Regions from separate parts of the Homo sapiens genome. Here region 1 is linked to region 2. A link is a loop called in an ENCODE intact Hi-C map of the cell type or tissue named here. Cell type or tissue: chondrocyte. All regions are shown on one strand. Links, peaks and the distances in the headings refer to the core of each region. The heading gives the core; the rest is flanking DNA. Region 1 overlaps COBLL1 (cordon-bleu WH2 repeat protein like 1). Region 2 overlaps SLC38A11 (solute carrier family 38 member 11).

The links. A loop is a pair of places that touch in the nucleus more often than their neighbours do. Peaks named below come from ENCODE experiments on the same cell type or tissue, not always from the same donor. Only the 100,000 strongest peaks of a DNase experiment are listed, where the experiment ranks them.
Region 1: a loop joins it to region 2, with 6 times the contacts of the local background. A loop is called at or near these places in 91 of 110 quality-filtered maps.

The regions. Positions count from the first base shown.
Region 1 is chr2:164,728,929-164,745,448 of GRCh38, forward strand. It overlaps COBLL1 (cordon-bleu WH2 repeat protein like 1), which reads right to left. Exons shown (of 14, transcript NM_001365672.2): 3 at 14,759-14,947; 4 at 986-1,187. Among named protein-coding and RNA genes, the nearest start is that of SNORA70F, 49 kb to the left of the region's middle. In chondrocyte, for the core only: CTCF peaks have their summits at 5,703 and 8,865 (motif pointing right); no DNase peak of the experiment used is centred there.
Region 2 is chr2:164,906,616-164,923,135 of GRCh38, forward strand. SLC38A11 (solute carrier family 38 member 11) reads right to left here. Exons shown (of 12, transcript NM_001351537.2): 8 at 9,288-9,358; 9 at 8,497-8,658; 10 at 5,021-5,133; 11 at 2,025-2,156. Among named protein-coding and RNA genes, the nearest start is that of SLC38A11, 41 kb to the right of the region's middle. RefSeq lists an enhancer at 6,329-6,845. In chondrocyte, for the core only: a CTCF peak has its summit at 7,194 (motif pointing left); no DNase peak of the experiment used is centred there.

The sequences.
Region 1 (16,520 bases), core at 4,165-12,164, 180 kb before region 2:
ACTAAGTGAAACGTACATTTTGCAGGTCCTTAAAGACCTTTATTCACAAAACTAAGACCCTTTGTATAATCCCACGCTATAGCATAAATATAACTATTTCCATCTAGAAAAACAGCAGGGATATGTAATAAACACCTAGACAGAAACAAATACCTAGACAGAAGGCAGTCCAATATCCCAATATATATTAATAATATTAAATCATATATTGTAGAAAGCAAGTATGTTTTAATATTTTCAAAAACTCACCTTCTTTGAAAAAAGCTTCATAACAATATGAAGAAAATGCAAGAATATGTATATTTAAGTCACATGTATCAATTTAATATACAAACTTTTATATATATTATAAAATGAAAATGGTTGATGTTCATAATGAGAGTATTTCTTGAAACCCATAAAATTCTACCCTATTGCTTATAGCAATAGAACAATTTTAATAAGAACTGATATTAGAATTATTGTGGTTAAACATTTTTGCATGAAATTTGTACATTAAAGAAAATGGAGTTAATGTGTGGCACACATTAATAGTTTAGATGTTAATAAATTCAAACACAATGAAGAACTCGAAAAAAAAACAAAAACACACATACAAATAGATGTTAGTAAGTTACAACTGCTGCTTACCAAGTACACAGAAGCCAAAAAATTACTTTAAGAAATTATTAATTTTCATGAAAAGATTCTAAAACCTTCCTTTACATATACTTTTTAAAAGAGTAGCTTAAAATACAAATCATTCATAATTGTTACATACTTATGCAATCATATTGATCATTTTAGAGCATTAAATCTAAAGTACTGCCCAAATTCTATTTAATCCAGGGATCAATAGCCAACTGAATCCTAAACAAAGTGCCTAGAAAAACATAATACTCACATTCACATCAAATTTAACCAGTAAAGTCCATTTTTATTTCACTTACAATGAGCTGCTGATAATGACTGAATAAGACATCAAAATATATAATGGAATTCTTACCTCTGGTATTATAGGTGTAGGTTTTTTCTTATCCAACATTTTTGGCTTTAAAATTACCTTCTCTACCTCCAACATTCCTATTGGTGTGTTTGGCTTAAATTTAATGTGGTTCTGTTCAGCTGACAACAGATCGATTGTGTAACTTGATGGATTTAAGTGATACTGTGCACAAAGGAATATCAACAAGTCCATCATAGGTTTACTGTAAAACAAGAGTATTTCATTACCCGTTATTGTTTTGAGGATTTTCTTAGAATGCTTGTCTTCAATAGATAAACAAGTCTACAAGATAGTTTTTGGAAAAGCAGCTTAAATATTGAACTACAGGTCAAGCTACAGGCCAAGGCAGGAGGACTGCTTGAGCCCAGGAGTTGGAGACCAGCCTGGGCAACATGGCAAGACCCTGTATCTACAAAAAATAAAAAAAAAAAACAATAGCCTGCTGTGGTGGGTGTGTGCCTGTAGTCCCACCTACTCAGGAGGTGGAGGCCAGAGAACAACACGAGCTCTGGAAGTTGAGGTTGCAATGAGCCGAGATCGCGCCACTGCACTCCAGCCTGGGCAACAGAGCAAGACCCTGTCATAATAATAATAACAATAAAAACAACAACAACAACAACAACAAAAATAATCTCCAAAAAAATTGAACTACAAGATATTTAAACAGACAAAATTGTAATAGTTAAAAAGTCCTGGGATAGTCAAGAGAGCATAGATCCTAGTGTCAGTTCAACAACTACTTTTATGTTTTTACCAAATTGTTTCCAAATTATAAATTTCAGGAGGAGGAGTCCTTTCCTTACCCAAGAGCAGTCCTTCACAACACATTATTTGTAATATAACATTGGCAGTCTTTAGCTTATGAATTGGTTACAAAGTTCTCATAAGAATGAAGCATTTGGAACCACCACCACCACTTTTTGGCTTTAGAAAACAGACTGTAAATATCTGCATAGGAAGTCCACAAAATCCTAAAAGGTGTAGTACAAATTCTTTAATCATCCAAAGGTTATGAATATTCTCTAGGCACTGGAATCACAGTACAAGTATTATAGTATATCTGTTCTCATAGATCTAACACTCTACTGGATGAACTAAACCAAGTGTCAGCAAACCACAATGTGCAGGTCAAAATGGGCCCACAGTCTGTTTTTGTAAATACAGTTGTATTAGAAAATAGTCATGCCCGTTTGTTTATATAACGTCTCAGGCTGCTTTTGTGTTAGTTACAACAGCAGAATGGAGTAGGGTGACCACACCTACTATATAGGCATAGCCCACAAAGCCTACTATTTTTATTTCCTGGCCCATGATAGAAAACGCTTATCAGCTCTTGTGCTAGAACATAAAATTGAAATAAAGTAAATGCATGAGATAATTTCAAATAATGAATGAATGTTTAATACTATTGGTAATACAGGACTTATTTCTATAGAAACTTTCATACCCAACTTGGAATTCAGGGATACTTACCAATTTTTTGCTTCCCTTTCCATAGATTCTCATTGTTGACACAGACTTATATTTTCATTCATATCACTGACAGAACAACATAGTCTCTGAGTCTTTCTTAATACTGTCATCCCTTAAGGAAAGCACACTAAAAAATCTTTGGTATCATGTGCTTTCCCCAAATGTCAGGTGATCCTAAACTGTTAGTTCACACTTAAGAATAAGGCACTAAACCGCAGTGTGTACATCGTATTTTTACAGATGGAGGCATAGGTTCATGGGATTCACTTTAGGGTAATCGGGTAGCCAGCCATCTGCATCCCACCTCGAAAGGGAAATGCACATATCAGTAAAAAGTTATTCTCCAATTTCTTGACTAGAGATATAAACCTGGTTACTGGCTTTTGGGAACTTGACAGGGAAATGGGGCTAGAAATCCCACCATTCAGTATGCTACTTTTATTTTAGTGCACCTGTTTTCATACGGCACGTCACCCCTAGTAAGCTCCCAGGCCTGCAGCCTCTGATGCAGTTCTTCCAGACAAGGAGTCTCCTGCAGAGGTGGGGAAGGATTCACTGTCGGACACTGTGTGGTCTTGAAGTCAAACAACACGTTACATAGATTTCAGATCATCCCGTGTTCAGCCCCCATCTCTACTTTCTGTGGTCGCTGCCTACTCCTAGGCCAGTCCAATCTTTATGGGATAAGGAGTATGTTTCTCAACGGTCCCTCACACATCCCTTCTCCCCCACATACAAGTAGCACCCTATTACTTGTATATATATAAAGAAAAATAAATAAATCAAAGGTTCTAAGTCCCTCAATTTAAAAAAAATTCTCAGGAATACATTTCAATTCTCAAAATACATTTCCTGTGTCTTTATTAGATGGTTGCATAATATTTAAGAGTTTTACATCCTTCTTTTGAGCCACAGGCTATGCCCATAAATGTATCTATATTGCCCATGTTTTGGCTTTAAACAGGACATTTTAAATTTCATCCAGAGAGAGACTAGCAAAATGGTCTTGTGGAAGTTGATTTTTTGGTAATATGGTACTCTACAAGAGCAATTGGATGGCACATACCAATTCTAGACTTGGAAATAGTACTTTCTTTGATAGTAAATAAAGTTAAGAAGGATTAGGTAATGTCTAGTTATATACTATTATAAATGCAGTTTAGCTGGAAGAGAAGAGAACTTTCATTGCCAACTGAAGGGGTAGCTGTCTGCTGTTGTCTATGAGTAAATGATGATACATGCAGACTGTATTTCTTTCTCTCTATATATAAATGTGTCAAGTAATAAATGTAAAAACATTGAAGCTCATTCTTCCAACATCTTTTACTTCTTAAATATACAGTTTTTTTGAATCTTTGCCAGAAATACATAAGTTAACAAGACAAATGGCCGGGTGCGGTGGCTCACGCCTGTAATCCCAGCACTTTGGGAGGCCGAGGCAGGCGGATCATGACGTCAGGAGATCAAGGCCATCCTGGCTAACGTGGTGAAACCCCATCTCTACTAAAAATACAAAAAATTAGCCAGGCATGGTGGCAGGTGTCTGTAGTCCCAGCTACTTGGGAGGCTGAGGCAGGAGAATAGCGTGAACCTGGGAAGCGGAGCTTGCAGTGAGCCGAGATCACGCCACTGCACTCCAGCCTGGGTAACAGAGAAAGACTCCATCTCAAAAAACAAAACAAAACAAAACACAAAACAAAAAATTATTAAAGTTTTGTTTGGTTTTTATCCCTATTTTTGTGCCATAATTTTCATCGTTTATGTATAAACATATAAACATTTAAAATACATTTTTGATTTTTTTAAAAAGAACAATTTGATTCCTTGTGTAGAAACATTGGTATTTCTATCTGTGATAAATTAATTTTCTAATCTAATAAATAGTGTGGGTAATTGGTTAAGAATATTAACATAATGGCCTATTCCCTCAGTCATTTTATTTATCTAGAAACTTTACACACTATATCAGATATCATGAGAAAAAAGTTGCCGACTATATCATGACCTTTGCACTCAACACTGCCTATATGTTTTCTACTAAAAATGCCTCTTTGAGAGGCAACTGAAAACCACAGAAGTTCTTTATGAGTTTATTCTCTCATTTTATAATTCTAGGTCCAATTCTTTATTCAATAATTTCAGAAGCCAAATTTGTCTTGAAAATATTCCTATTGCCAGACAAATAAATGCAGCAATCCAGAAAGTTCTGCAATAGACATAACTACATATGTGAATTTAATACTGCATATGAATTGTTTCTGGGGAAACAACTGAATTTTCAGTAAGTGGTACTGGGAAAACTATCGGATGAAAAAGAAAAGTTGTGTATCTAACCTGATTCCTTACACCAAAGTAAGCTCCATGTGGATCTTTCTATGGTTTGTGTTTTACAGTAATATGCCCAATGGAATTTTCTGCACTGATGGAAACGTTCTATATCTGCACTAACACAGTGGTTACTGGGATAGTGGACTCCCAAACCAAATTTTTTATTCAAATTAATTTAAATTCAATATAAGTAGACACATTTGGTGAATGGCTGCCATACTGGATAGAGTAATTCTAACACGCTGGTTCTCAAGGTGTGATACATAGACCAGCAGCATCAGTATCTGCTGGGAACTTGTTAGAAATGCAAATTGTCAAGCCCCAGCCCAGATCATTAATCAGAAACTCTGGGAATGAGGAAGAGCAATCTGTGCTTTGACAGGCACTCCAACCTATTCTGATCATACTGTAGTTTATGAAGTTTATGAAACTGATCTAGAGAGAAGAGAAAAAAGAAACAAGTAAAATATATAAAATATCAGATGGTGTTACATGCTCTGACAAAAAAAAAAAAAATAAGGAAAGAAGTTAGGAATGTCCTAATTGAAAAATGACACCAGAATTGAGACCTTGAAGGGACTGGGATATCTGCGGAAAGATAGCTTTGACAAGTACAAAAACCCTGAGGCAGGAATGTGCTCTAAGTGTTTAAAGAAAAACAGAAACTAGTCGGCTAGTGAAAACAATAGGCATGAAATCAGGGTGATAATCTTGTAGTGTTTAAAGGCCTTTCAAGTGAAGACTTGAGATTTTACTGAGTGAGACAGAAAGCCTCCAAAGAGTTCTGAGGAGTGATGTGATCTACTCTACTTTTTAAAAGGATTACATTCTGGTTTTTGTATTCAAAATAGCCTGGAGGAGCAGCTACAAGGTTATTGCGAAAATTTAGGTGGGAGATGGTGGTGTCCTGGACTACTCAGATTCTAGATACATTTTGTAGGGAGCTGATAGGATTGAAGCTAATGCAGAAAGGAGACAGAGACAGAAAGAGGAGCTAGCCAGTGGAAAGAGGGCAGGATTGGAGGGACAAAGTGGCAGTGTTGCTGAAAGTAACCAACAGGAGACCTAAAATGCAAATTTCAATGGTTTGCTATGTGATGTGCTTACTATAACTCTACAAGCCATCACTAAGGTTCTGGTAGCCTTGGGAGGTGTCAAATAAAGGATGAAATTTCAAAAGCAGAAACTGAAAAATATGAATCCAGAGGTGGTAAGGCATAAAGTCAGAGCCAGAGGTGACCCCAAGAACGTAAAACTCTTGGGAGTTTACAATGAGATTATAAAGGGCATTGAACCTTCCACAGGAAGTGGAACAGGGGTTCAGGCCAGCCTTACTTAGATCTTAAGCAGCAGAGTGACCTCAAGAAGTTAACTGGGTTCTGTGTGTACATAGATGTGAGCTCCCCTCTAGCAGGACCACATCTTAGTAATCTTTAGGCACCTGGCTAGGTCGCTGTTGTCGAATGGGGAATTTAGAGAAAACAGTGATTAATTCTGCTTGAAAGTCAAGGGGCTCAAATGCATAGTAGACTAATACAACTGACACATGAGAAAGCATACTTGTTGAGAGGAGGTTCATATGCTTTAGAAAAAAGTAACATGGTGAAAGCTCTGTTGTTTTTTATAATTAATAAGCTTGTTTTGCCTAAGCCATACCATCTTTACACAAAGGTGAGACATAAACATTAAATAGGGTTAAGATCTTTTCCAAAAATAGACTCAGACTAGTTTGAATGCTTTAAATATTTAATTGAAGCCTCAGCATTCAGCACTGTAACACAGGAAAGCTGACCCTGACCACAAGATTTTGAGGTTGGGAATTACTGACTGTCTAGCTTTACCATAAAGGAGTCATAACACTACAAAAGTAGGACATTAACTTTTAAGCAGGTCGTGCTTCCAATGGAGCTGCCGCTGGGGTTAACTAGTCACAAAGTGCACCCACAGGAAATAAAATAATCGCTTGAATAGAGCTCAGAATTATCCACCTGGATGCCAAACTACTTCTGCCAAAGATAACAATTCTGGTTGGATAATCATCCCCTAGTTGATGCACCTGAAGGCAGTTGGCTAATGGGTTTGACCACAGGATCACCACAGAAAAGATGCCTGTCTTCCTGTTTCCTAAGGCAGGAGCACACGTGAGCAGTCCATCTAAAACCTGAGGCAAATCATTAAAAGTGGAAAAGGATTGGATGAACATTATAATCACTCCTCTATATTATTACACCACATTGAATTTTGGGTTATTTTATTACTCAGCAGAGTCTGCTTTGCATTAACATTATTTACAGAATTTTTTCTCTTGTAAGATAATATAATAATTTTCTAGAGGGCTGATTTTTTTTTAAGACTCTAAAAGCTCTTCTTTGAAATGAAGAAATCCCTATGAGATTTCCCACTTCTTTCAGAAATAAATAACAATTCCCTGGATTAGTTTCATATCTGTACCTTGTAAGTGCACACCAACAACCCAATTACACATACCAGTAATAGTACAGAAATTTTAAAACATTCTCTATTGCTGCTGATGTTTATCAATCTTATGCTAACCCATGTAGTTCAGTAATGAGTTCAGGAATGAAGCAGTGCTCTCTCTGTGTGTGCAAGAAATGAAATGTACCAGGTACACGAAACAAATAGACCCATTCTCAAAATTGAGAATGCTTATTATGCTATAAGAAATATTTTGAAGAAAATAACACATGAAATTAAGATTTGAAGATAAATAGTAATAGGTCAGATTACTAAGCTGATAAGTTCTTAACATACTAAAAATAGATATTACTAAATGTAAAAAGCCCCACAATTTTTAGAAAGTCACCACTTTGGACTCTATCTGGTTGTTTATCTTAGGTGTTATACTCAGAGCTAATTATAAATAATTACCATCATAAAAATTGTGATTTAAGAACACACCTACTAAACACACATACATGCCCCTTATAAAAACAAAAATACTACAAATATATCTCACTATAATTGGGGCAATTTGAATATAGACAAAGGATAACATTTTATTGACATGAAAGATGGAAATCATTAACTGAAAAAAAGCAGGTTACAAATAGCACGTACAATATAATACCATATTGTTGTAAAAAAGAAGTGCACATATAGATGGGTGTACATATATGTGCATGCCTAAGAATAAAAGGCTAGACACTGCAATGTTAGAAGTTGCAATCTGCCTGCTTAATGAAATTGCATTTACAATTTTTTGGCTTATCTGTATTTTCCAACTTTCTAAAACATCTAACTATTGCACTTGTAATCACAAAAATTTAAAAACTAAAATTAGTGCTGAGCACGGTGGCTCACATCTGTAATCCCAGCACTTTGGGAGGCCAAGGCAGGACAATCACTTGAGCCCAGAGTTTGAGGCTGCAGTGAGCTATGATTACACCACTGCACTCCAGCCTGGGCAATGGAGTGAGACCCTGTCTCTAGAAAAATTTAAAAATTAAATTAAGTTAAAAAACTGAAATTAAAAAGGGTCATTATTATAAGGTGTAGACGCCAGGAAAGCAAAGGGAAGAGGGTGGCCCTGCCAGGAACAATGTTCTGAGGACATTTGTGAATACTTTGTCACCCCTTTCCCAACCAGGGGAGCAGGCAGGTGACAGAGGCTGACATTCTCCTGGGCTCAGAGCCATGGGGGACATGGGAGGGCAATGACAGAACCTAGATGACAGGATGATTAAAAACTCAAATAGTACCGATTAAAAACTCAAGTAGTACTGTTATGTCTAGGTACTTGCACAGTTAAAATGCCAACTTTTGTTTTAGGCAATTACAGCAGAATAAGGATCTAAACCAAAATTTAAGCATCTTATATAGTTAAACATGGTTTGTACCACCCTATAGATTTTTGACAGTTAAAAAAAAATTACCCTGCTATAAACATATATTTATCACACATTTGTCATCACTGGACACTTCTCAATAAATATAAATATGACGTGAACTTCAGAAATTTTTCTAGATCCATACTGTTGTTACTCTCGTTTTTTCAGCAAAAATCCCACACCGATCCCTTTATCTTGTCATTTTTCATAGTCTACTTTTTCCCAATAGGTGGCGCTGTAATCCATGTAAAATGCTCCCGAGTTCCTCAGCGGACCAACCCTATGCCAGGCAAAACCGCGGGCTTAGGCTCAACTCTGCTGTAAACTGGTGCTATGGGACAGGTAAATCAGGCTGAAAAGCATGTGCGACATGTCTCTGGGTTATTTTATGTGAAAAGCCCAGAGAGGTGAGGTGACTTGCTTGAGATCACACAGCAAGTCTAGAACAAACTGTAACTTCTAGTTGGGACTTCTAGCTTGGAGTTCTGTGCTTTCTTTGTGTTTTCAATTATGACATCTCACATGTGCTCCAATCAAAACAAATTCCTATTTGTGGTAAGGGCGTAAAAGAAATATCTTCCTCTGTTATAAATGGTGCTTATTTCTTCCTCCCTCTTGTAGGAAAGTGTGATAGCATGCCATTGAATGCTCTCTCAACAGGCTAAGAAGGATTCGTGTCAATCTTTTCAGATTTCCCAAAATGAACATTTTGCTTTAAAAGTTTAGCCTGGAGAAAGGGAAAAGAGGAAAAAGGAACTAATACTTATTCAATGAGGAATAATTACCTATGAAGCTGATACCCGACTATAAGATGAAGACCATATACAGATCATATACAAATGTACCCACATATTTCCTTATTCTATGTGGTTTCTATATCTGTTTAGTCTATAAGCTCACTTTCATTAAAAATTAACTTTTCCCAAGTACTAGCAGACACCACTGCTTATGCTGTTGTGAAGTATAGCATTTTCTGAGAAGAAGAGCCACGAGTTCTGTAACAGTAGTCCTTTAATGTTCATTTCTAGAAAGGCAAGGAACTGCTTTGACTGGTGAAAAAGATGTTTATCGATTATATACATGATACACAGACACACAGAAACAGGTTGAGTATCCCTCATCCAACATTCTTAAGGCATGAAGTGTTTTACATTTCACATTTTTTTTCAGATTTTGAAGTATTTGCATTACACGAGTTGAGCATCTCTAATCTGGAAATCCAAAATTTGAAATGCTCCAATAAACATTTCCTTTGAGCATCATATTCACACTCAAAAAGTTTTGGAATTTGAAGCATTTGAGATTTTGGATTTGGTATACACAGTCTATACACAGACGCACACATTTATATATGTGTGCAAACATATATACATACATACACATAGACATACACACACATACATCTATACTACACTGTATCTTATATATAAATTAAATATTTTAATTCCTCCTTCTTTCAGTCCAACCATCCATGATATTAGGATATGCAGAAATGCCCAAGAGTTTTCAGGTTAGCATGGCAACCCCCGCCCAATGTAAGCAGAGCCTCACAAAGGCAAGATAGTAGAGACATGGTGACTTTTGGTCATTAAAGAGATGGCATCACTAAGTTCTGGTACCAAAAATAGTTGAGCTGGCAGATGGCTACCAACCTAATTCAGGATAATAAGTTTCTCCCTGAGCATAAAGTCTGTGACCACCGCCAACCCCACTGTGTTTCCTAATCTGAACAAGCTCTTTGGTGAAAATCAATGTACAAACAAGTGCGTTCTTCTGAAGATACCACTGTGCACTCACATTCCCCAAAATAGAACATCCTGAGCCCACCTGTGCATGAGATCTATGGGGGGACTTTCCAAAAATATTCCCCAAGAACACATTTTGAGTGGGAAACTTATTTCTGAAAAGTGAACTGAGGCATATAAGTTTCTGAAATCTGTACTTCCGTCAAACATTGATAGTATTCTTCACAATAAAGGCATAAGAAATAGTACTACACTATCAAAATAAATATACAAGAAATATTCAGACAAATTCAGAAAGCATGGTCTCAAAAAACTGCATTGAAGTCTTTTCAGAGTTACATATAGAACTCTATTTATCTAAGAAACTCTCACACACTTAAAATTACCTCCACCAAATTCTTGTATTATTCTGTTGAGATTTTTCATATTCCTTTTATATGGTAGTAACAAAGCCATGAAGAAATTTTATTTTTGTCATTATGAGTCTTCCCATTAGGTAGTTAACATTTTTCAGTAGTAGTACATAATTTTCTATTTGAACATTTCTTTTTGTTGTTAAACAGTTTTGTGAAACAATGGGTCAGCAGCAGCTGTGACACTCAAGACATCCCTAATCACACTATTAAGATATCCCAAGTCACACTTTTAAGATATATCAAGTCAAACTCTAAAACATCTTGGATCGCATTAAGATATCCCAGAATCACACTCCTAAGATATTCAGAATCACACAACTACTTTAAATCACAAACACTTAAAATAGAAAATTAGTCATAGCATCAATGAGTCATGCCTGAATTATAAAACTACTGCGAACAAAGTCCCTAAATGAAACCCCATAGTAAAAACACTGATATACATGCTGGGCAACATGGGGAAATCCCATCTCTACAAAAAATACAAGAATTAGCTGGGCATGGTAGCACACGCCTGTGGTCCTAGCTACTTGGGAGGCTGGGGTGGGAAGATTGCTTGAGTCTGGGAGGCAGAAGCTGCAGTGAGTCCAGCTCTTACCACTGCACTCCAGCCTGTGTGACTGAAACCCCATCTAAACAAACAAACAAACAAAAACACTGATATAAATTCTACTCTCAGAAAAACTCTTCAGCCCTAAACAAAATTTAAAAAGGAATCAGAATTTGGGGCATTCCATTCCTACCTTGCTCTCTGCCTGGAGAAAATATCTTTACTTAAAAGATTCTGGGTAAACAACTAGGACTCATTCCAAGTGCTTCTTCATACCATTTATGTTGCTACCTCCATCTACACATAAGGGTTTAGGAAGACAATATTCATTTTGATAAATTCATGAAATGCCTACCACATTGCAAGAAACTGTGCTAGGCACTATAAAGAAAAGTAATGATATTCTCATGGCTCTGTGGTTTCTTCAAAAGGTAAGACCTACACATACATTGCAGCATAGAACAATATGTAATAAATATGATATAAAGTGTCGGAAGATTTTGGAAGCCAGAGTTAATCACTGATTCTGGGGAGATCAGGGAGCCTTTATATAAAATATGTCACCTGAGCTATATAAACTAACTGGAGAAAATGAGGCTAGTGAGTTACACGAGGGGGGGAAAAGTTCATAAACGTATTGAGGTGAAAGAAATAGAGTATTTGTAGAAGAACAAAGGAAGAGCAAGAGGCATGTGGTGAAGCTTAAGATACACAAAGAAGGGCCAGGCACAGTGGCTCATGTCTGTAATCTCAGCACTTTGGGAGGCTGAGGTGGGTGGATCACCTGAGGTCAGGAGTTCGAGACCAGCCTGGCCAATATGGTGAAATCCCATCTCTTCTAAAAATACAAAAATTAGCTGGGCATGGTGGTGTTCATCTGTAATCCCAGCTACTTGGGACACTGGGGCAGGAGAATTGCTTGAACCCGGGAGGTGGAGGTTGCCGTGAGCCAAGATCCCGCCAATGCACTCCAGCCTGCGCAACAGAGCAAGACTGTCTCAAAAAACAAACAAAAAAAAGATACACAAAGGAAGGAGAGTGGTGGTGAAGGAAAAGCCTACTTAATTTTGGAGGAGAAAATAAGGTATCCCAATCTCCAGGCTAGGTAGTTTGGACTCCTTTAATTTGACATTGAATTGCTGTCCTGCAGTCTTTTATCAAAGGTAGTACCACAAACAGAGAGGCATTTTAGATTAATCTGAGGGTGCAAGGTAAATGAAGAGAGCCCAGGGTTAAGAAAAGCAGTTCCCAATTAAAAAAAAAAAAAAGAGAGAAAGCCAATAGGCGCCAAGCCCTGATAGTATTTCATTTAATCATATTTAATCCTATCAATTCGGCTATAATACATTTTCATAGATTTAAAAAACTGCAGCAATTCAACAACAGTTGGTGGCCCAGAAACATAAAGCTGACTGATGGAAAGTTACTCAGATTTAGGGACCTGAGGGGGCAAACATGCTGGAGGGAGGGTGGGAAAAATCTAGGGTGCTTGTAAGTACAAATGTAGGTGAAATATCTGATGCAGAATCTATCAGGTATGAAGAAAAAATACATATGAAGAAAATTTAGACATGAAGAAAATTGCAGCATCCTACAGAACAGTCATAAATTAGACTTGAGGAGGATGAAGAACTAATTCAGTTAAAGAGAAAGTGGATAAGCTAGATGTTTAAAAAGCTGGTATTCAAATAAGGAACCCTAAGATCTCAGAAATGGAACCGTTTTAAAGTGATGAGATTCCACCATTCTCTGGTGGAAACAGGAAAGTTGACCATGGATCTCGGTTTCCAGAGTTGAGGAAACAGAAGAAAAGTTAACTCGGGGTGGCATGTGGAAAAGTCTAAAATAACTATGACGGGTGACAGGACGGAGAGAAAAAACACGCTTCTGATATTAAAGTCACTGAGGTTTAAAAAACAAAATCTGAAGAACCCAGAGGTGCAATGATAGCAAACAGAGAATAAGGCAATATGAAGAGATGACTGTTACATCCCTAAGAAGAAATTTTCAAGAGTATTTGTGATGAAACCAACATCACCTGAAACCCTGAAGAACTAGAAAAAAAGTTGACTTTTTTTTTCTTATTTTGAATTCAGGAAAAATTAAAAAAAAATAAAAAAGGAATTGCCTTTATTACCCCCAGCCAGATCCATTAACCCTTTAAAACCAGAGTAATATTATTTCAAGAATTGATGATAATGGCCATTGTCTCTAACTTTCAAGATGTCTTTCTCACACATACGAGGCCATCCACAGCTGCAGGTGGGAGCCTACCACAGACAATTTTCTCAATCTCATAAATAGGGTTCAATGTGTGATCTCCAAAGTGACTTTCAATACAAAATAAATGGCAAAATGCAACTTCCTCAAATTTAATCAGAGTTAAATAATACTATATTATTTGCTAAAGCTGAACTATTTTGTTTTCATCTACTTTAAATAATCTGTAAAGTTACACATGATTTTAATGATAAATCTTAAAATTAAGGTTACCTTGAATGAGTTTTTCTAGACAAAACCAGATTATAAGAATGCAATACCCAATATATTCTTTTCCTTATACACAACACACACACACAGAGAAAGAGAGAGAGAGAGCGAGCGAGCGAGCTAAGGTCAAAACAGCTTAAATTTCTAAAACAGGATTCCTGATAACAAATAGGCAGTTGAAGGTGAAAGAACAAGACCAAGTCTATAGTTCATGTAACTTTCCACTTCAAAGTGAAATGGAAAATTACACTTGGCTTTTTTCCATTTTTCCAATTTTCGCAAAGGTATTTAAAAATACCAGTCTTCTAAATCACATCTTTCCTTTTTGCTGGGATAAAGTTTGATTTTACTTTTCTACTTAACTCACCCACATTTTAAATAAAGTAATTAAATCATTCAATGAAATAAAAAAACTGCCAATTAATTTACAGACAGATTTAACTGTTTTGATACATACAAAAGTATTACATTTTAAGAGTAATAAAACTCTTAAAATTAAGAGTTTTGTAAACTTAAAGAAGCAGCTTAAAGTGGGAAGAACAATTTGAGAAGAAAAGGATAGGATTTTCCTGTGGGTCACTGGGCTTGTTTTGTAAGTTTGGTTTACAAAATCAATATAACTAATGGCCATTCCTCCAGGAAAGGCTTATTTTTAAAAACTTGTTAAATAACTAACGAGATATGAAAGGGTTCCAAATTTCAAGAGTCATTTAATTGGGTTTGTGGAATTCATAGCACTGATATTAAAACATTGATAGAAAATTTTTAACACCATTTTAGCAGTCTTTTTTTTTAACAGGTAACTAAACTGAGTGATAAATGAAGTGTTTTGTCAAAGAACAAACATCAAGACGTATATCACAGAGACTTTCAATGGTGGAATAAGAAGGGGAGGTCCTGATATTTCATTTACTCCAGCGTACCTGCCATGAACAGTAGTAGATTTGATAATATCCCCAGGTAGGACCACTGAGAGTTCAACGTCTTTATCTATCATGTTTTCTTTCTGTTCCATGATGAAAGCAGTGGATTCTACAGAATCAGCAGCTGAAGAGACATCAGTATATTTGGTCTCAGCTGGAGGAAGTGGTGCCTTGGCTTTTGGTTTTCTCCTAAAATATAAAGAAAACACAAAAAATACAAAATATTTTATTTTTAAGGTAACTTTTTAATATGATGTATTTTTATAAATATGATCTAGTAGTGGTTTTTCACATCTAGAAAAAATGTTCTACAATGTTAACTGTTAGTGTTGGATGGTCGAATTAGGATTTTGTTTTCCTTTTCCAGTCAGCATTTTGTTTTGTTTTGAGTACTATGCCTACATTACTTGGACATAAAAAGAAACATGATAAAGAAATTTTATATTGGCCTCTATTAAATTTAGTTACTGTGTGTTCACTATAGCAAGTCAAGAGGAAAATGTATTTTCTTTGATTAGATAAATTACAAAAATCCTTAATGTTTCAGGATAGAGATCAGTATCTCACTCTCATTTCACAGTAACTCTTACCTTTGGGCCCTTCATCCTATTTGTTTCCGATGTAGTATGTTCCACCTCTCGATTCAGACAAACCCTACCTTATCCTTCAGAGACTAGTTAAATTCACCCTGTTTGCCCCAAACTACCCCTTCCACAGAATTTCTTCCTTCTTTGAATTGATATAGCACATACCAATTCCATAGATGTAACTTTTTAGATCTTTTGGGGGGTACCAGTTTCAACTCTCTACCTACATTTATAACTCCCTGCAAAAAAGAAGCATGAAGCATGCTAGCCAGATGTGGTGGCACACAGCAGAGATTCCAGTTACTCGGCAGACAGGTGGGGGGATCCATTGAGTCCAGGAGTTTGAGTCCAGCCTGCGCAACATGGTGAGACCCTATCTCAAAGAATGAAAGCAAGAAAGCCGCATGGTATGGATGGCTGTATTTCCCACTGCACATAGATGGCTATTTCCCACTGTACCTAGCAATGAACTATGATGGGTTGTTTGATAAATAATATATCTGCTTCAATGAAAAACATTACTAATAATTTTCTAATAAATATTTTTGCATCACTAAGACAACCTCTTAACTAACTTATAACAGAAATAGTAGACATTCTGAACTTACATAGGCCAATCCAATGATTTGATGGATTGAAAAAATAAAATATGAAAATAAACTATAAGTAATGACATATTTATGGTTTTATTTAAAACACTGTGAATTAAAGTTTTTGAAACTATTACCTTTATAAAAGGCTAATTGGTTTTAGAAAAATGAATACTACTCCTTTCCACTCAGAAAAATACAGATTTCAATTCCTCCCATCCTTACTTGCTAGGCAAACATAAGAACCAAACAGGATCAAAAGGCTTCTTTATAAGTAAATATATAACATCCACCTATTCGGTATTTTCAAAATTTAAGGTCTCACAACTCCAACTCCTTTAACATATGACTCATCGTGAAAAGACTGAAGCAAGGTTCCTACAATGTACATTCATTTACTAAAATAACAAGCCCTTAACTCTTAGTGGTATAATAATAGAAACATATTGTACTTCAGAAAAGACTTATTTTACAAGAGCAACAAAACTACATTTTAAAAAACTGTTACAATGAATAAAAGCTTATGAAAATCCCTGTAAAGAAGAATGCCCCCCAATTTCAAATTTCAATTTTTAAATCTGCGGA
Region 2 (16,520 bases), core at 2,858-10,857:
TCTACACAAATCAAGATTGGTATGCGAAATGATTTTTAGTGGCCCTACTAGTGTTTGGCCTATGCAAAACTGGGAAGAAGGTAAAAGTTACCTTTGACACTTGCTTACTTTCCTATGAGCTTTCCTTCCACTGTTGGTAGAATAGACAATTACCAGTCTCCTGAGGTTTTGGAAACTGCTTACTCCCCACTTTCCATTTACAAGAAAGTCCCCAGTAGGGTCCCTGACTGAATTCCCTCCTGCCTTTGTATGGAATTTCAAATCAAAATGGCCTCTGGATGACATAGTAACTTGGGCACTGACAATAATACCTTCACCTATGCCTCAATTCTCAATGAAACGAGTAAATGATGACTTGGGATCCCATCTGTATGGGTTTGCCCTCCCTGTGGTGCATGACCAATAAGTGCTAACTGGTGGGTGATTCTGATGAGAAATTCTGTAAGGATTGTAGAAGATTAGCCACTTTGTAGTGGTAGAACAACTTCCATTCCTGTCTTAGCAAATGACATCATTATTCTAGTTCCACAAAATACAACCAAGAAGTCATTCTGCCCCCTGTCTTCCCAATGGAATCTGTGTCACCAAATTATGCCAATCTTTTCTGAAAAATGTGTTTTGGGAATCCATCCATTTCCCTCTGTCTTCTTTTCTCTTTTTTTTTTTTTTTTTTTTTGAGACCGGGTCTCACTCTGTTGCCCAGGCTGGAGTGCAGTGGTGCCATCTCAGCTCACTGAAACCTCTACCTCCTGGGCTCAAGCAATCCTCTCACCTCAGCCTCTCAAGTAGCTGGGACTACAGGCACATGCCACCAAACCCGGCTAATTTTTTGTAGAGACGGGGTTTCACTGTGTTGCCCAGGCTGGTCTCCAACTCCTGGGCTCAAGCAATCCATCCACTTTGGCCTCCAAAAATGCTGAGATTACAGTGTGAGCCACCGTTCCTGGCCTCCTCTGTCTTCATCACCTATATTGCAGTTGAACTTTTATGTTTATTTGTGAGAATGCACAGGTCCTTTCTTATTGCATTCATCCTTATATTCTATTGTGTGGCACATAGTAATTACTCAATAAATATATGATCAGTGAATGTGAATAAAGGAATTAGAAGTTGCACTGGATCTTAAAGTTTTTGTAAAATTTGGACAGAAATGAAAGAAAAATAATCATTATCGGAAATAAAAAGCAGATAGGACAAAGAATAATGGAAAGAATTGATATGGCTTATTCACAGGCCAAAAAATTAGATTGACTAGAGCTGAACATAAATTTTGGGAAGTAAATGGGAAATAGTTTTACACAGAAGACAAGATGGTAGAAGCAACGGAATTTATACTTGCTCTGGTAGGAAAATGCCGATAAACTGAAAGCAGAACTTAAATACATGATAGTTGAAACAGAGCTGGGATTAATTCAACTGTGATATTATGAGGACTTCTATTTGGTTGATGGCAGTGCAGACTATAAAAGAAAGATCTGGAGAAAGAAAAATATTTAAAGAAAAAGAAATTTTGTCATAGCAAGTGAATGGATATAACTTGAATCCTTTCATATTTCTCATAAATTTCACTAGATATATTATTATTCAGCAAAGTCCAAATCCACTTAATTTATAGCTATTTTTAGTAACATTTATGTGTTATAGTAAATGAGATATGCAAAAGTACTCTAAACCAGGGTTTCTCAACCTCAGCACAATTGACATTTTGGATCAGATAATTTTTTGCTGTGAGAGACCTGCACATTGTGGGATGTATATCCCTGGCCTCTATCCACTAGAGGCCAACAGCACTGCCTACCCAGTTGTGACGACCCCATATGTCTCTAAACAACCACTACTTTAAAACTATATAGTCCCACAAAGTGCACAGAATCATCATTGAAAATATTTACTATTACAAACATATTTTGATTCCACTTCAAAAGTGACACTTTTGTTAAGGAAAATACATCTTATGTTAAATGTAATCATTATCTTTTAAAGAGAATTTTAGAGTGAAGGGGTAAATCTTTGCACGTACTCACATTGAGTTCTAGAACTATCCCGAGGCAATCAATCAGCAATGACACAAGCGTGGCTACAGTGATGACCATCACTGTTACAACAATGTGGAAAACCGATGAAAGATTCCCACCAAAAAACACATTGGCAATTACCTGCCGAATAAACAGATTATTTTGAGAGGGACTTTTAAAGGCATGCAGGATTTATTGAGGGAGTATTTTACAATAGTATTTAGGAATATATAAAATACTACCAACAAGGCTATTAATCAAATCTTAAGTCACTAGGAATGTTCTATATTTTCCAAATTACTTACATACAGACACACATATCAATAACAAGTATTCTTTGTTGAACTATTAGTCAGTGGATTATATTACAGACCTATAGTGTGGCATACCGATGTTTCAATACATGTATCTTTCAAGTACAGGAGAGACTTTGGAAAGTTATCTTATCCTTCTTTCTTGAGTCCAATAGGTTACTACTAAAACAAACTAAACATGCTATTTAGATTATTTGCATGGCCTCTAAGAAGTAGCTGTCACATTTCCCTTATTAATACTGGATGTGTAATATCCTTTACTAACAGGAAATTAATTCTGCATTAACTAATTCCTATTTGTTATAATTTAAGTCTATTTTATCTTGCCTTTCCTCAACAAAAATGGGCAAGAGTTCATCACCATTTTTCATGACTACTCAGATCAGGAAAGCAATAAAAAATTACTGACTTAATGTGTCCCATATTATGATATGGTTTGCAAAGATAAAATGTCAGGGAAATGATTCCTATTCTCAGGAATTAATTTTTGGAGGCATACAACGAAACTTAAAAAAGCAAGTAGAGATCAATTTATAACAGGACAAAAAAGATCAAGGAGAATTTAGGACTAGAAGGAGCTTTAGGTATCTAGAGCCGTCTCCTTACAGTAATCTCCTTTACAGCATCCCTGAAATATGCTTGACCTACCTTGGTTTGAGGTAGGGCTTGAAACATGCACAGGATTTGGAGCAGAATTATAGGCTGAGACAAGAGCGTGAAAAAGAGCAAAGAGGTAATAACAGGAACAATACCTATGGAGGATAAAGAGAAGATAGTCTGAATAAGTAGTGACCCTGTGCAAAAGAACAGTGAGACAAAGAGTTGGAAATAACAGAAGGTCAGATATTGAGGTATCATAAAGAAGCCATCTCTCTAAGCTGTGCTGCCTGGATATGCAACATCTCCCATGTGTCACATACTGCCATGACTTTGCTAATAATTTAATGGTGATATTAATAACATAAGTTGTAATGTCTCTCCAAGTATTATCTTATTTAAGATCCATTCTTACAGATGCCTCTATGATATAATTGTGAGAGTGAAAAATCACTTAGTGAGGCAGGTAGTAAGAGATATTTGTTAAGGGTAGACAGCCTTTTTAGTGCTTTTATGAATTGAAACAGTTTGATTATATTTTTGTCAGTCATACATTTGTGTGTGTACCTGTGTGTGTGTGCAGAATGAAGAGTAAGAGAAGGGAAAGTTATAGACACCATTCTTCTGCTGAGTATTTGCTATTGTGGCAGAGATCTTGATTCAGTTCTATCTTCCTGCCACAGCAGCTAGAAAGGAAACTCAAGTTTCAAGTACTAAACACAGAAGTTGTGCAGGTGAAGTGACTCAGATCGTCTGCAGGCAGGCAGTTTACTAGCAACCACGTGAGAATGCACCATCTGTTCTTACTTGCTGATCTAGAGATTAGATTTGAACCTACGTACTGAGCAGAAGCTAAAATAATACCATGTCCTGCATCTGACAATAGCTAGTAAAGTTTCGAAAGGCTCTTAAATTTAAAAAAAAATTAGTTCAGTCTATTTCTCCTTTATAGTCAAGGTAGAGAACTGGCCTGTGAGTTATACATGTGTGAGGGAGAGAAGTGCTAGTTGTAAAGGACATACACAGTGCTAAACATTTCCCTCTTCTGTTTCCCCGTGCAGTCAGTTCCTTATCCCTGGGACTGACTTAAAGTAAGCCCTGGCTTGCCTCAAGAAGCCTGCTGATTATTTAGTGTATTTAAAGCTCTGTAGATATTTCACTTATCTCATTAGACCCTTTCACATGGTGCACTGTATAAACAGCCTCTAGGAACAGATCCTATGACTGAGCCCTTTTCAGTGTGGTCCCTGAAAGACCCACTGTGAAGCAAGATCATGTTTTACTGCCGACTGGTACAGTGGATTTTTAGCTGACAGCATAAGGGATTCCTGACAGGCCATGTTATCCAATTTTACACCAAAAGAATGAATTCTCTTTCAGATAATATTTCTCTACAAATACAAGTGGAATATATAACCCAATTTAGAGCTGACTTTGACAATACAATATATTTATATGTAAATAATATCCTATATATTTGTTATTATTTATATTATTAGTTTATGTTATGTATAGTTGTAAATATACACGTCTACATGTATAAATACATAAATAAAATGTATCTGTAAAACTAAAAGTTTCAGTTGAATTTTGGTTCTCCATGGAATATAAGATATTTTAGTTTTTAAAAAATAACAAAACCAGTTAGAATCTGTAGATTCTACAGTGCCTTTAATACATGTTGACTGATAAAACATCTAAGCAAAAAGACAGTTTTGTAAAACATGTTTTAAACCTTGATACTTAATTTCTTTGTAAGAATGCCTTAAAAGCAACAACTTTAGTTTGGCTGTCGCAAAAGGCTGGCAGTCACTTTGGAATGCAGTTGTATAAATATTTGTGCTCACAGAAATATAAGCCAAATCTACCAAACCTAATTTTCAAACCGAACTTTTGAAAAATTGTCTTGTAAACATCTGAATATAAATTCATCTTTAAACTCTGACATTTTAGAGTCAAAAAAGAAAATTTTACAAATTATACCATTTGTCATGCCCTTGGGAATTTGCCAAACTGTATTATTTATAAATCTTCCTAAATTAAATGTGGCAGAGAGATCACCTGGGTAAAGCGTTGGGAAGGAACCGCGCTTACCTCTCTTGTCACAAAGCATTCCATAGGGTATGTCAAAATGACAGTGACACCATAACAAAATCTTCCAAATGTTACCAGGTCATCATTTCTGCAGTAATTTTCAAATAAGTCCCCTAGATAGTAATATAAAATAAGTTTATTTACTAGATACTAAATGTTTGAGATAACTATCTAATAAATTAAATATTAGATATTACAGTTATGCATCACCTAATGGCCCACATATATGATTACAATGCTGTATTTTTACTATATATTTTTCTATGTTTAGATACATAAATACTTTCCATTCTGCTACAGTTGCCTACAGAATTCAGTACAGAAACATGCTGTAGAGGTTTATAGCCTAGGAGCAATAAGCTATAGCATATAGCCTAGGTGTGTAATAGGTGCTACCATCTAGATTTGTGTACGTATACTCTGTGATGTTTGCACAATGAGGAAATCACCTAACAATGCATTTCTCAGAATGTTTCCCTGTCATTAAGCAACACATGACTTATAAGTGAATCTCCATAAACTTCATTTCATTTAATTAAGAGAATAGATGACCAGGTCTAAATAAAAGTTTTTGAATTCAATAACTATGTAGTTATTCACTGATTTAAACCAGTACATGCTACATGTGAAGATAAATCCATCACTGATAGTTTTTCTCTTATTATTTGTTTTTGGTAGATTTGCTGCCAATTTGTACTGACTTCTGAAAAATACTTTATCCATTGTCTTCTTACATCAGAATCAACTCCCTAAATTCTTCAGCACTGGCTTTGTAAACTGGTTTCTGGTCTTTGTTTCTGGTGAGTAAGTGACTTCATTATTTTTTAAAAATGTCTGTTAAAAATAAACAAATTTCCTTTTGAAATGCTATTCTTAGATCAAGAACAATCCTGAAAGGAAGAGTAAACCAGTACATCTGGGGAGCTGAATTTCCTGTGTATCATGCTATAGGGTTTCATCCCAACCTTGGGGCCACAGCGAGAAATTCCAAACATATGTTACCTTTCATGGCACCTCATGAGCCCAAGTGTAAATGCACTGATTCAAAACTGTGAAAATATGGCTATGTCCCAGAAAGAACATTAAATTTAATAAGTTCCAGACTAGATGATGGACTAAATATACCTTGAAACAATTCTTATTTAGAGACTATATTTCTCAACTGTCTATGAAGAAATACAGGGATCTAACTAGGGCACAGATGTCATGTCATCAAAAAACAATTACCTACAACTGTACAGTAGTCCATGGAAGAAATAAAAAAAATAAAAATATAACAATGACTAATGCCGAAACAGAGTACTTGGGCTTGCTGATTTTCTGTATATAACGTGCTTAAATGTTAAAATTGTGGTAACCTTTTTAAAATTAAACTTAATTGAAAATTAAATTTTTTTAAGATCAATACTCAATACTACACCATTTAAAAAGAAGAAAAGCTATAATACCTCTGTACTGTTTTTTTCATTACAAAGCTGAATATCCTAAATAATTTGCCTCTTCCCAAGATTTACTTTAAGTGGCTCTCACCCCTCCCCCCATCAACTAGAACAAATCTACATTACTTTAGAACATCCCTTTTGGGCAGGAGGGGATTAAAACACAAAGTAAGGTGGCAGAAACCTGCTTCAAGGTTGACTGAAAAGATTCCAGCACTCTAAGAAAAAAGGACTGAAGTTCCCCGTTCACTAACCTCCACTAAAAAAATGAGCCCTATTGTCTTTTCGAAAGTCACTAGAAATGTCGAGGAGAATCTAGAGTTCCCACCGCCTCTCAAGCTGAAATTTATCTACTGAAAGAGGTTAGAAAAGAAGAATGCAGTATGCACAAATTAGACTAGATTTACCTAAGGAGAGGTGGCCTGGAGAAACAATGTCAGCTTATTGCAGCCTGAATCTAAGTTGTATTTTAAAGAATTACAGCTAGGGGGAAAACGGCATTAAAAACCTGTCAGCTTTGTTTTATAAAGATTTAATTATATCTGAGCAATTACCACTGATAAAAACTCCAGGAAGATGTAACTAACAAAAAAGGTTATGTCTTACAGAAAAGGCATTTAAAAACCAAGGTCCTGTACAGACCAGAGCCCATAGGCCATTTGCATTGGCAAACTATGTAGCAATAGTGATACATAGAAATGCTTTGGAACACAATTCTTATCAGAAGTTTCAAGGTCACTTTGTTACTGCACTCTAGTGGCACAGGCATGTATTATATTTTTGACTGCATTTGAATTTTGTTAATCATTATTTTTTGAAGCCATCTTTCTTCATTTCTTGAGAAATATTTGCCTAAAGTCATAGTGATCTGTAACCTCTGTTCAGAATAAGGCAGCCATCCTCCCAAGAGCACCCAGGTTTTCAGAAAACTAAGCTAATGGGAGCTAGAGGCAAAGGGACAACTTTCAGAGGGTCATGGTTGACCAAAACAGGGCAGGCAGAAAGAGGATGGAAAGAAAACTGAACTTAAGAGTCAGAAGACTTGTTTTCTGGTTTGTCATCAGCCAGCATGAGCAAGTTACTTCACCTCTTTGTGTTTTAATCAGGGGGTAAAACTAGTTATTCCACTTCCCTTCAAAGGGTTGTCTGAAGGTCAATGAGATAATAGACCTGCAAGAGCTGTGAAATATGTAAATCACAGCCTACTGCTGGACTGCCCTGACTACTACACTACACTGATGATTGAATGTAAGGGTCAAGGGAAGTAGAAGAGAGGACTGCTCAGTTGCTGGGCCTGGGTGAATGCAAAAAAAGAGAGAAATATCTTTGGAGGGAGGAAGAAAAGGTCTGGTTTTAAGGGAAACATGATGTTTTGTGATTAAGACAAATATAGAACAACTGAGTAGAAACGTCCTACAGGCAGCAGGTTGGAGACAAAAAGAAAGGTCTGGGTTAGAATTAAAACAATGAAAGTACCGGGAAATTTTTTTGAGAGAAGAGAAAACAATATGCTTGAGCCCGTTATCTGGGTGGTGTGGGATGGAGTGGAGTGGGGGATTAGAGAGGGTAAAGAAAAAGAAAACAGAAAAAAAATTAACAGAGAGAAAGAATAACAATGATAATATAATAATACTCTTTCCTCTAAGGGAGGAAAATTTGAGCAAAGAAAGGAAGTTCAGTATTGTTAAGTGATTCAGAGAGATTCGGGAGAATCCAAATCGAAGCTATTTGCTCTGAAGATTGGGAGGCCACTGGTACCTTTGAAAATGAAGCTGCAGTGGAGGAAAGCCAAAAATCATGTGCTAGGAAGTGACAGTGTGTGGAAGGAGAGAGTATGGGCTACAGAACTAAATTGAGCAGTTTAAAAAGGTAAAAACTAGGAAACAGACAGCAGGGGGGCAGGAGGGTAGAGAGAATGGGTGGAAGAGAGTAATCTTTGAAATAGAACACTGGGCATACCTGTAACAATAATGAGTAGAACATTCGGTATACCTGTACCAATGCACATGAACACTATAACTGAATCTCTCATTTTACCTTGGGTGAAGCCAGTAAATGTCAAGTATCCACATGTAGCAAAGAATATACAGATAAATACAGAAATCACGATGGACATATGGATAAGGCGGGACCACTTAGCTACTGTGGGTTCTTCTAGAGAACTGTAAACTAAGAAGGAGTTATGGTGGCAAATAAATGCTGCAATACAAAAAAAAAGAGCATTATTAAATCAAGCACCAGGGTTTTCTTTTTTAGTTCTGAAATTCAGAGATATATACTACTTTAGATGCCAATGAACTGAAGTTTAAACATACAACTTTATTAATATGTCAGAAAATAATTTTTCTAATAGTTCTAGAAATGAGACCATTCATTCACATCAGGCTTATGTGGTCTTTTCATGTTACTCTTGATATAAACCAGGCCAGTCCAACATTCTCTCTCATTTTCCTTTTCCTAATGACCCTTCCCATCTGAAGGAAATCTTTTTCCCATCGTTTTCATCCTGTGGCTTCCTTTGCCATTTGGGACATAATAAAGGGTTTGAAGAAGTCCATAACACTTGCTAGCCTTCCAAGTTAAGAAACAAGATGACTGTAATGAGTTTCTGCATGAGAAATAGATTTCTCCAAATTGAAGCAAATTTTAGTGATGAGTGAGAAAAGTTTGAGCCTAATTTTATATTGGCACAAACTAGATCATATGCTGCTAATAGGAAGTCTAAAACTTAGGACATCTGCTATCCAGACATAAATATGAAACACAGCACTTTTTCATGGAACAGAGAACTCCACATTGAGAAAGGGCCTTTGAAACCAAATACTCACCAAAAGACATAACCCCGACCGCTTGAATGGCATTGGGCTTTGCAAATACCCAAGCGTCTTCTGTTTTTGGTCTAGAAGAAAAATCAGTTAACTTGATAAATTGTTAAATAAATACAAGCATCAGTATATCAGATAACAAGAAATGGTATCACAAATATAAACTGAGTGTCTTTAAGCCAGAAATTAATAAGGGGCTCCCATTAATCTTGTGTAATCATGAATAAATTTCCCAGGAGCATGAGTGTTATCTCTTAACCCCAGTCCTCTAAAATGTATGTCAAATACTTGGACAAATTCTATTTTTACATATGTAAAATATCCAGACTATGTAATTTTGTGAATTTGTTTATTTGCTCATCAATTTAACAGACAGCATTGATTATGCACCTACCAGTTCAGCTACCTTTTGAGGGAGATACAAAAATTAACAATGCCCAGTTACTGCTGTTCATTCCGCTCTTATTTTTTTCAGGCTTAACCTACCCAAGAAAAATTTAGTCAGCACTAAAATTTATTGAGAGAGGTAAACATGAACTAATACTAATTGAGGATGTACTATCTTCTAGAAACTCTACTGTGTTATCTCATTTAATTTTCAAAATAACACTTAAGTATTATTATCACCATTTAACACATGAAGAAAATCAAGCTCTGGATGGTGATATAACTTGCCAAGCTTCCACAAATAATTAGTGAAGAAGTTGAGATTTATCTTCCTGGTTTATTCACTCCCATGTTTTTTCCAGGCAGAACCATCTGACAGTGGCCTCAAATTCCCAACTGTAGATGTATTTCTCAAGGGAATTTTGGAAATATATGCACTTTAAACAGCTTGAAACAGGCTACATCCTAGTGGAATTAAAATATTTGATATTGGCAGTGATAGGTCTACCTGGCTAACACATCATGAATAATGATGAACAGCAGAGGCTCTAAGGTCAGTTAGCTTAAATTGTTCTTCTGGCCTCCTTCCACTTATTAGCTGTGTGATTTTAGGCAAGTTACAGGACCTCTCTGTGCTTCAATTTCAACATTTATAAACTGGGGATAATTGTAGTATCTAACTCATTAAGTGACTGTGTAGATTAAATGAGATAAAATATGTAAAACTTCTGGAAGAGAGTTTATCACATAGCACATGTTCAATAAACAGTTATTAGTATTAATGTTATTATCCAGCATTATTAATAAAGGCAGCAAAAAGTCTAAAAGTATGGCCAACTTCCCTGGGAAGGGAAGGCTTGAGTAAGACTCAAAACAATGCATGAAGAATGGAACAGGGATATTCCTAGGAAGCATGAAAAGGCGCTGGGTATTTTCAATAAAAAACAGAAATTCTAAAGATGAAGACCCATCTATTTCATAAGTTTGTTTATTCATCCTCTATGTAAAGAAGGTACATACAAAAAAATCTTGTTTGTTGTCCACACTTTGTGGGATTTATGCATTATATCATCCTTTTTCCCATATATGAAACGAGCAGTTACAGACACAAAGAAACTTCACAGAAAGGCAGGCCTGCAAGAGAGGCCACAGATTGTTATAAGACTTGCTCCAATTCCCAGTTTTGGGAGTGGGAACTACTGCCACCTGCTGCCTCCACTACTCTAAAAGCAGTCGACATTAAAAGCAGCATACCTGTTAAATTCCAATGTTAATGTGGAAAAAATACATATTTTGTACATGATCCTTAGAAAATGATTTCAGTCAGGCAGCACTAACAGTTGTAGAAACTTGAGGATTCTCTAACTTTGCAATATGCTTTAAATGGTATGCTTTCCCTCTTATGGTTTTTGCACTTGGAAAATATTCACCCTTACTCCCCAACCCTAGTACAGATTGTGGTGGTGTCCTACTTTTTAAATCTTATATTAGTAATAAAATGTAGAAGTTTCATTTTCATTTTTTCTCTTCCATTTAAATTTTTTCCCTGGGTCCATATGGTTCCTTGGGTATATTCCCGGAGTGTGAAACAATACCTAGAGATAATTTTGGATTTTCTCTGTTCATCATAATGATGATGATTTTATAAGATGGAAAGTGCCAAAAAAGATGTTACAGATAGGAAAATGCATATGTCTAAATCTAGGGAAAGAGAAGGAAACAGATATTGAATATGGCTTTCCAATCATTTATAAAATAGCCTAGGATTGAGTTCCAGATACAATCAGTTGTACAGGAAAAAAAAAAAAGAGAGAGAAGAAAGTTCTCGGGTATATTTTATGAGATTGCTGAAACTTTGATACTCAACCTGGATGGAAACATAAAGTTATAGACCTTTTGACTTTAAACTGTAAATGCTGAAATATGAAATCAAATGCCATCAAGCAATTTATAAGATAAGGAATTATGACTACGAATATTTTTTCAATAAATGCAAGGGGAGTTTAATAACAAAATATTAATATAATCAATATTTATTAATAGCTGTTATATTAATAGATATTGGTGTAATTTACCACATTAACAGATTAATGAAGGAAAGAAGCTTATGACCATTTCAAAATATATAGAAAAGCATACAACTCAGTATTTATTTTGAAAAACATGGTGAGCAAACTAATAATAAAATAGAACTTCCTTTACTGGATAAGGAATGTCCACCAAATCCTATAGCAAATGGCATATTTAAAAGTGAAAAGTTAGAAATACTCTACTTAAGGGATGAAACCAGATAGGATGTTCAATATCACTGCATCCTGAATATATTATTGATATTCCTAGCTGATTCAATAAAATAAGTGATGTGTAATCATTGAAAAGATTGTGTAAATTATTTGTACACAACATAATTACACATATGGAAAATTTATGCATATGGAAAATAAGAGTATTCAGCAAGGTTACTGGATACAAGTTCAATACACAGAAAACATCAAGTGGGCTGATGTACACAAACAATGACCAATTAAAATGTTTTTTTAAGTGGCAGTGACAACAAAAACACTAAATACTTTAAAAGATGTGCATGATTTTAACGTCATGTTAAACTTTTATTGAAAGACACAAATAAATGGAGAAATATACCATATCCATACACACAAATGGGAAGACTCAATATCATATAAACATCAATTTACCCCAAATTAATTTTTAAATTCAAATAATAAAATACAGAAAAAAAGAAATCAAAGAATAAAATACAATATTGAGGCTGGGCATGATGGTTCACGCCTGAAATCCCTGCACTTTGGGAGGCCGAGGCAGAAGGATTGCTTTGAGTTCAAGACTGGCCTGGGCAACACAGGGAGATCCAGGCTCTACAAAAAATAAAAACATTAGCCAGGCATGATGGTGTGTGCCTATACACCCAACTACTCGAGAAGCTGTGATGGGAGAATCACTTGAGCTTGGAAGGTTGAGGCTGCAGTGAGCCATGATCACCCCATTGCACTCTAGCTTGGTCAATAGAGTACGACCCTGCCTCAAAATGAATAAAATAAAATAAATAAAATATTGAAGGAGGAAAAGAAATTTAAAACTCAAAAAAACCCCATAATATTAAAGTTATAATAAAGATAAACAATAAAATCAATGGAAGGTAAATATAAAACATCCATATGATAAAATTATTTATATACACATTTAAAAATACAAAGGTAAGCTAAAAGCTGGAAGATGACATTGGTCATGCATACACAGTTGTCCCTTGGTATGTGGGAGGGATTGGTTCCAGGACCCTCCATTGGATATCAAAAGCCATGGATGCTCAAGTCCCTGATATAAAATGGTTTAATACTTGCATATAACTTAAGCACATACTTTTATATAATTTAAATTATCTCTAGATTGCTTACAATATCTAATACAATGTAAATTCTATATAAATAGTAGTCATACTGTATTTTAAAATTTGTATCATTATTGTCATATTGTTATTTTTAATTTTTTTCCAATATTTCTGTCCACAGTTGGTTGTGTCTGCACATGCAGAAGCTGTGAATACAGAGGGCCATGATCAAGAAATAGTATACAGTATATACACAGTACTCCCCCCTTATCTATAGGGTGTATGTTCCAAGATATAACCTTGCAAGGTATTCTATTTACAGCCTAGTGTACGCCCCCTGCCCAAATGAAATAACTTCCATAGACCAGGCGTGGTGCTCACGTCCGTAATCCCAGCACTTTGAGAGACTGAGGGAGGTGGGTCACAAGGTCAGGAGTTCGAGATCAGCCTGACCAACATGGTGAAACCCCGTCTGTACTAAAAATACAAAAATTAGCCGGGTGTGGTGGCGTGGGCCTGTAATCCCAGCTACTCAAGAGACTGAGGCAGGAGAATCACTTGAACCTGGGGGGTGGAGGTTGCAGTGAGCAGAGATTGTGCCCCACTGCACTCCACTCCAGCCTGGGTGACAGAGCAAGACTCCGTTAAAAAAAAAAAAAAAAAGAAAGGAAGGAAGAAAGAAATAACTTTCCTAAGGCAGAAAATATATTTTAAATAAAATGTTTGAATTTTAACTTAAACCCCCATGCAAATTAATAATCAAAAGTTAAACTTGGACACCCAATTAAACATGTGTAGATGGGCCACATAAGTTTATCTTTTCTTTTTTCTAAGACCCCACTAAAATGCTACTAAAGAAATTTAAAAGAGGAATAAATTCATGAGGGAGAGGATAGTGGGAGAAGAGATATCCGAGGAGAAGACACTCTATGAAAACGAAACTGGATACTTCTGTGATGACTATTGAGAGTAGAAGATGTTGCAACCATGTAGAGGGAGCTCATGATGAGAAAGAGGTGATTCACTTTACAAAACCCCTGTGTGTGCAGGACTCAGAGATACCAGAAAGCTACCGAGAATGCTCCAACAAAAGGAGAAAGGAAAGAAAACGGAAGATCTGGGATCATGGATAGAGGGTATACAACACAAAAAGGAGGTAAAAGGAAGTCCTAGGATGATCATGGGGGAGCAAAGTGAGAAAGCAATCTGTCTAGAATGGAGGGCAGAGCTGAAGGCTCTGGGATGGATGTGTTCAGGAAAAATAATAAAATTATAGATTATATGTTTGAGCATCTGGAAAAGAAGTAACAAAAATGATCAAATTCAAAAGCTAAACTGGACATCCAGATAAACACAAAACTGAAATCAAGTGGTAATTGTAGAGAAAAAAAAAAGGAAAAGTGTACAAGAAGAGAAACATAAACTTAATTTTAAAAGTTGTGGTATTCTCCATGTATTTAAGAAGAGGAAAGATAGCTTGAGAGAGCTAAATCTTCATCTACTGTAAGAGAAGATAACAGTGAGACACCAAAAAAGGCACTTAGACTCATATTACTTAGAAATAGAGATGTGAATGCCAAGAGATAAGGCTTAAAGGGTTGAAATAAAAAAGGTTTTGGTAGGAGGCTACTCTATTTCATTAAAAGCCATTTGTAATCTTTGATTTCATAAAATCAAGTTAATAAATTTTATTTTATTTTACTTTATTTTATTTGTGAGACAGGGTCTCACTGTAACCCCAGGCAGTGGTGTGATCATAGCTCACTGCAGCCTCAAACTCCTGGCCTCAAGAGGTCCTCCAGCCTCTGCCTCCCAAGTAAGCTGGACTATAGGTACATGCCACCACACTTGGCTATATTTTTAATTTTTTTTTTTTTTGTAGAGGTGGGGGTCTTGCTATGTTGTCTAGGCTGGTCTTGAACCACTGGTCTAAGGGATCCTCCTGCTTTGGCCTCCCACAGTGCTGAGATTACAAGTGTGATCCACCTCACCTGGCCTGTGAATGTATTCTTTTGAGAAAAATAAACACGTTGAATAAATGCACATAAAAGTAACATTGAAAAGAAGCAGTATTCCTTACAATACCTTAGGAAGCTTTAAAAAGATCTAGGCAAATAATGGTTACTGTAAAATTTAGATCATTTTAACAGCAATGATTCGTGTTTCAAAATATTTTAGTACTACCAAAAATAGGGACTGGCTTATAGCAGTTTGTAGCCTTAGAACAGCAAACACTTTTACAATTAATTACTTCCCTTACCCTGGAAAATCTAAACAAATGCTTCATTATATATTTTTAATAAATCGTTTGTGTTTATGGGGGTTGTGGTTGGAGATGGAGAGCTTTGGGGAGTTAAATTCATTTTGTAATATTGTCTCAGTTTGGATTCTTGCATTCTGAAATTTTATCCTGGTTTGAAAGACAAACTCTTATCTTTATAACAGGTGAATAACAATAAGGCAATGTAGAAGAAAGCAAGTCCCATCAAAGGGAGCTCCAGTCTCTATAGACTGATAAAAAGGAGCCTCAGAACTTAAACCTCTGGATCAGGAGAATCAAAAAACATCATGCCTCTCTATGATACCCGCCCAAACTCTTTCAGCTAAACAGAAGCACTTTCAAATATACAATTCCGGCAGAGTCTGCATTTTTGTTGTAAGAGCCTCATGTTTTTAGTCAGACACATCCGGGAGTTGAGTGCTTTGGATGACACAAAACAAAGGCTCCATGTTGCCTGTCACACCACAAGCTATTAATGACAAGCAGATCTGACCTCTTCCCCCAGCTCCTGCATCCACTGAAGGCTCTGTCACTTCCTCACTCTCAGCTCACTTGTATTCTGATTCTGTTCTATAGACAAAACCTTGGTTTACATTAATATATAAAGCTGCTCAGGAGAATCCTTCTTAGGAATCACTCTGAACATTAAAACTGATTCATTTAAAAACGCACACCCACACAAATGGGAAAAGCAGTCTTCGCTTGCGGATTGGAAGAATCAATATCATTAAAAGAACTATACTACCCAAAGCAATCTACAGATTCAACACTATTCCTATCCAACATCATTTTTTAAATTTAGAAAAAAACTATTATGAAATTCGTATGGAATGAGAAAAGCCCCATTAGCTAAAACAACCCTGAATAAAAAGAACAAAGCCAGAGGCATCACATTATCTGACTTCAAACTATATTATGAGGCTACAGTAACCAAAGAAGCATCATACTAGTACACAAACAGACACATAGACCAATGGAACAGAATAGAGAATCCAGAAATAAAGCCACACACCTACAACCATCTGGTCTTTGACAAAGTCGACAAAAATAAGCAATGGGGAGAGGATTCCCTAGCCAATAAGTGGTGCTGAGATAACTGGCTAACCATATGCAGAAGAATGAAACTAGACCCCTACCTTTTTCCATATACAAAAACTAACTTGAGATGGATTAGAGATTTAAATGTAAGACCTCAAACTATAAAAATCCTAGAGAAAACCTA